Regions from separate parts of the Homo sapiens genome. Here region 2 is linked to region 1. The links are chromatin loops, found by intact Hi-C in ENCODE. Cell type or tissue: GM12878. All regions are shown on one strand. Links, peaks and the distances in the headings refer to the core of each region. The heading gives the core; the rest is flanking DNA. Region 1 overlaps DCBLD2 (discoidin, CUB and LCCL domain containing 2). Region 2 overlaps COL8A1 (collagen type VIII alpha 1 chain).

What was found. Peaks named below come from ENCODE experiments on the same cell type or tissue, not always from the same donor. Only the 100,000 strongest peaks of a DNase experiment are listed, where the experiment ranks them.
Region 2: it touches region 1 in a loop (9-fold over the local background); 11 of 110 quality-filtered maps call a loop at or near these places.

The regions. Positions count from the first base shown.
Region 1 is chr3:98,816,546-98,819,469 of GRCh38, reverse strand. It overlaps DCBLD2 (discoidin, CUB and LCCL domain containing 2), which reads left to right. Exons shown (of 16, transcript NM_080927.4): 8 at 53-268; 9 at 1,577-1,701. Among named protein-coding and RNA genes, the nearest start is that of ST3GAL6, 55 kb to the right of the region's middle. In GM12878, for the core only: a CTCF peak has its summit at 1,833 (motif pointing left); a DNase peak (open chromatin) is centred at 1,815.
Region 2 is chr3:99,685,801-99,688,724 of GRCh38, reverse strand. The region is part of intron 1 of COL8A1 (collagen type VIII alpha 1 chain); the gene reads right to left. Among named protein-coding and RNA genes, the nearest start is that of COL8A1, 49 kb to the right of the region's middle. RefSeq lists enhancers at 1,589-1,648, 1,699-1,788. In GM12878, for the core only: a CTCF peak has its summit at 1,530 (motif pointing right); no DNase peak of the experiment used is centred there.

The DNA of each region.
Region 1 (2,924 bases), core at 295-2,794:
TGCATTTTGAAATTATACCTGGAAACCAAATTTAGTCTTTTCTTTGTTTCAGGATGTTATGGAACACTGGGGATGGAGTCTGGTGTGATCGCGGATCCTCAAATAACAGCATCATCTGTGCTGGAGTGGACTGACCACACAGGGCAAGAGAACAGTTGGAAACCCAAAAAAGCCAGGCTGAAAAAACCTGGACCGCCTTGGGCTGCTTTTGCCACTGATGAATACCAGTGGTTACAAATAGATTTGAATAAGGAAAAGAAAATAACAGGTTAAGAGACAAAAATTTTCTAAAGCAATTTGTAACACTTATTTTATTTGAAAAACTAGTAACATCTAAGATTTTCAGAGAAAATTAAGGCATTAAAATTGTAATTATATGGTTTTATATTTTCTTCACTGATGTTAATATTACTAGAGACACATTTTATGAAACATGGCAGAGAAAAGGAGTTATTTGTGTTGGTCAGGGTTCTCTAAAAGGACACAACTGATAGGACAGATGTATATATAAAGGGGAGTTTATTAAGGTGTATCGACTCACATGATCACAAAGTGAAGTCCCACAGTAGGCCATCTGCAAGCTGAGGAGCAAGGAAGCCATTCCGAGTCCCAAAACCTCAAAAGTAGGGAAGCCAACAGTGCAGCTTTTAGTCTATGGTCAAAGGTCCAGAAGTCCCAAAGCTAAGAACTTGGAGTCTGATGTTCAAGGGCAGGAAGCATCCAGCATGGGAGAAAGATGTAGGCTGGGAGACTTAAGCCAGTTTAGTCTTTTCACATTTTCTTCTGCCTGTTTTTATTCTGGCCGTGCTGATGCAGATTAAATGGTGCCGACCCAGATTGAGGGTGGGTCTGCGTGTCCTAGTCCACTGACTCAAATGTTAATCTCCTCTAGCAACACCCTCACAGACACACCTGGGAACAATACTTTTCATCCTTCAATCAAGTTGACACTCAGTATTAACCATCACAGTATTTAATTCGTAATAGCTTTTTGTTTCCATTGTAATGAGACTCTTTTTTTAAGGTAGTGTTTCAGTAAAGTGGTCTTGAGACATCTAAAATAACGGTCTCCTACAGTCATTAAGAGAAATTTATGTTAAAGGAGTCCATTTTAAATGATGAGATCATTAATTTTCCACATGTGGAGAGTATAAATTTAATTTAGGGGAACTTAGCAAATGGTCGGAATAATTGGTTGGGATTGGTTTAATTTTGTTAAAATATTTATTTTGTTTTGGTACTGTAAATAATACCAATAATCATCTTTAATCTGTTCATTCCCAGGAAGTCATCTTACCCAGTAGTCAAAATCTATTTTACGACGTTATAAACACAAGACACCAAAACAGAATAGTTCTTTACTTAATTAATGCCCACCCATAATCCTTCCTCTCTCTCCAAGGGAATAAGGCCAAGGATTTAGTAATTGTTATGACAAAAACGTGCACTTGGATATGGAAATGAGCCATAATTAGAAATGTTCGAGCTGTGCATTTCAAGTGTTTATACTTTGATGCTGAACAAACTTAGGGAATCAGACCATGTGCATTAATGAAAGCAACTCTTCATTCCCCAGGCATTATAACCACTGGATCCACCATGGTGGAGCACAATTACTATGTGTCTGCCTACAGAATCCTGTACAGTGATGATGGGCAGAAATGGACTGTGTACAGAGAGCCTGGTGTGGAGCAAGATAAGGTAAAATGATTACCAAGGTATTTTTAAAAAACATTTTTTAAATGGGTGGTTGCCAAGTCACAGAGCTCTCCTGTATAAAAGAGATGTAGAAGTTTAGAATGTCTTATACTACCCTCTTGTGGTTATTTTAGGTAGTGTTATTGGCCTTACTCTACTGACTTTAGAAAATTCTCAGTAGTTCTAGGTTCCTTTTGGTGATTGTAACGGTGAGTACTTTTCTGATTTTTGTCATTGCATTTTTAATTGAATTGTTTAGACACTTTATTAAGAAAGTCTAAAAGGGACCTTGTAATTTCTTATTTTTATGAAGCTTTTTTCAATTCACCAGATGATGGAGAGCCTTTGTTCCCAGATTTCTACTCTGTAGGCAAGAGGTAAAAAAAGAAAAAAGCTGAAAACCAACGTGCATTAAATTATAGGATATTAGAGATGAAAATTCATCTGAAGATCATCTCACCAACTTTCATCTTGGGAAACTTCTGTTTTTTCTTACATGAAGAATTGCTCTAGCATCTAATTATGGAATCTTTGTTTTAGTTAGCAACAATTTATGAAGATGCTGGAATGAGCCAGAGGAAATGATAAGGGGTGGGGAGCAGGCAGAGATGGGTCTTATTCAGATGTGTATCCCTTTGATCTTTAAATGGAGAAGTCCTTGTGCCTAAGGAAGATAGATGTCTCCCATCAGTACCAAAACTATGGGGCTGGGCATGATGGCTCACTCCTGTAATCACAGCACTTTGGGATTGCTTGAGCTCAGGAGTTTGAAACCAGCCTGGGCAACATGGCAACACGCCATCTCCACTAAAAATACAGAAAATTAGCCAGGCATGGTGGCGCATGCCTGTAGTCCCAGTTTCTTGGGAGGCTGAGGTGGGAGAATCACCTGAACCCAGGAGGTTGAGGCTGCAGTGAGCTGTGATCACTCCACTGCAATCCAGCCTGGGCGACAGAGGGAGACTCTGTCTCAAAGTGGAAAAAAAAGAACTGAAACAATGATGACATTTTTTCAAACTTTCCTATGAGTTTGATTTTGATTATATATTTTTGTTTTTTATCATGTATGATTTGCTAAAAAGTCTTCAATTACTACTTTTCTCATCTCTTTGTTCAAAAACCTCCAGGGGCTCATTATCTTTCATATGCATCTTAACTCCTCTGCTTTTATTCAAGGCCTCTTTCTTCTCTTCTACTTGGCGTCACATGAACTTCATCTTTGGTGA
Region 2 (2,924 bases), core at 325-2,824, 870 kb before region 1:
TAATGCTGCCAATGCATTATTTTCCTTCAGAGATGAAGTAATAATAATACAGTAAACTAGCCGTGGTATGCTGAATAATGAACCTCCCAAAATGTTCATGTCTCAATCCCCAGAATCTATGAATATATTGTTTTCCATGGCAAAGGGGACTTTGCAGGTGTATTAAGTTAAGGATCTTGAGATCCTGAGATGGGGTGACTATCCTGGATTGCTTGGGTGGGCCCAATCTGATCACCAGGGTTCTTATAGAGGGAGGGTAAAAGTCAGAAAGGAAGATGTGCTGCCGAAAGCAGAGGTTGGAACGATGCGCTCTGAAGTTGGAAGAAGAGTCCACAAGATAAGAAATGCAGGCAGCTTCAGAAGCTGGAAAGACAAGGAAACATTTGCCCCAGGAGCCACCAGAAGGAATGCAGCCCTATTGACACCTTGGTTTTAGCTCTGTAAAACTTTTGTGGATTTCTGATCTCCAGAATGGTAAGATACTAAATTTGTGTTGTTCGATGACACTAAATTTGTGGTGGTTTGTTACAACAGTAAGCAAGAAATACATTATCATTTGGCATAATTTGAGAGCAGATATGTGTTTCCACATATAACATAAATAGATTTCATATTTTCACTGTATTAAAACACAAAACACAGCTAAACCTATAGCTATTTGGAACATTTTATTCCAATGTTTGGGAGGCATTTTGGGATTTTGCATGAATATTGATGATCATACGGGTGAAGTGCTGGTGGATGTAACAGCTGGTTGATAGAATCCTAAATAAGCCAACTCTCTTGTGCTGCTTTCTTTTACGGGCACTTTATGGGGATAATAATCCATCAAGTATGTTGGAAGATGCAGAGTACAAGGAACTATTGTGACAGTAGCTGAACAACTATTTGCAAAATTGCCAAAATGATAAACATTTATTATGCTCTTGCTTAAATGGTTTCATTAATTTTTACAACTATGTTAAGCTGGTTGTTATTATAATGTTATTAGTATAATACATTTCTCACCAAATCCTCAGTGAAATGCTGCTTTTCAGTTTGAACCCTGAATAAAGATGGTGTCAGTTTTCCCTGGTCTGTATCAGCTACGTGTGCAAGCAATTGGATGATATTAAGAGCACAGCAGAGTCTTCTACTGCCAGCACCTAGTGTATATATTCCTAGGTGCTCTGGTGTGCACATCCGCAGCTTCCTGCCCAGGCATAGCTCCCCACTCTCAACCTCATCGCATGGAGTGCAATTCTCTCATCTACTCCTCTCCATTTGTGACATGTGAAAGTTTTACACACACACACACGTGAACAGATAAGGATAAGTAACATTTGCATGATGCCTAACAGCACACAAAGTGCATTTTGCCTCCATTATCATACAATCCTTAGCACAAACACTGTTATTATCAATATTTTGCAGATTAGGAAATATGGGCTAAAAGAGTTTCAGTGACTTGTCTAATGTCAAAAAGGCAATAAGTAGTTGAGGAAAGACTTGAATTTTAATTCTTTGACCTGGAAACCATTGGTTGGTCTGCCGCTAGGTGGCTCCACATTGCCTTTGGATTTTCAGAGATGGACAGTTACAGGCCGGATGCCGTGGCTCCTGCCTGTAATCCCAGCACTTTGGGAGACTAAGGCAGGAGGATCGCTTGAGTGCAGGAGTTCAAGACCAGCCTGGGCAACATAGCGAAACTCCCTACTCTATAAAAAACAAAAAAATTGGCTGGGTGTAATGGCTCATGCCTGTAATCCCAGCACTTTGGGAGGGAGGCAGGGGTTGCAGTGAGCCAAGATCGTGTCATTGCTCTGCAGCCTGGGCAGCAAGAGTGAGACTCTGTCTCAAAAACAAACAAACAGAACCCCCCCCAAAAACAAACAAACAAAAATTAGCCAGGCATGGTGGCATGTGCCTGTAGTCCCACCTACTTGGGAGGCTGAGATGGGAGGATCACCTAAGGCTAGGGAGGCTGAGGCCACAGTGAGCTGTGATCACGCCACTGGGTGACAGAGTGAGGCCCTGTCTTAAAAAAGAAAAAAAGTAATAAGAGATGAGCAGTTATAGAGCTCAGCTAAAGTCATTGTGATGATCACACTGAGCACTTATAGCAGGAGTGCCCACTGTGTGGTCCAGTCCACTTGCTCCTAATGTTCTCTTGCTCTGAAGACTGTATTCCTTTGCCTCTGGGCCTTGAGAGACCTCCTACTGAATCTTCACTGTTCTTCTTAGGATAGGATAAGGAAGGCATTTCTTTGACTTCTGGTTTTCATAAGACCCTCTCCCCAGGGTCTTTCCTCCTTTGTGAATTCAATCTTTCTCTAAATTTACTCTCTCTGAAATCTATTAAATAAAGCAACTTGGAGTGTAATAAATGATTAGCTACTTTATTGTTCTCTTTTCTTTGTTTTCATACATTGTTAACAAGGTTTATACTAAATTGAATGAAATGTATCATTAGTATTACATAGTGTATTGTAGTAAATTATATTAAAAGATGTCTGCAGGTCTTTGGTAAAAAATGTAACTAATGGTAAAAAATGGTTCTATTATTATTTTGAGGATGCGACATGTTGTTTAAATTTACTGTGCATTGTCTGGGAAATTTTAGGACTTATTTAGGGCTATGTGATTAGTTCTGATGAAGTGAGTTGATGCTTGGTTACAATTGATTACAATGATTTTGGTTTTGTGTGGATTTTTCAAAACTAGCTACCTCTAGGAGATTTTGTCCTACTACTTGATGAGGGAGATAATATTAAGATTTATTAGAGCCAAAAGTATTTTATGTAATATTGAAAACAACAAAGATAAAAATAAAACCTCTCATATGGTTAAAAATGTTGCCAACTCCCTTGCTATGTGCCTCACATGGGTAAAGTAGTCTGACTATTATATTCATATTTATTTAATCACAGAGAACTGCCATGGTA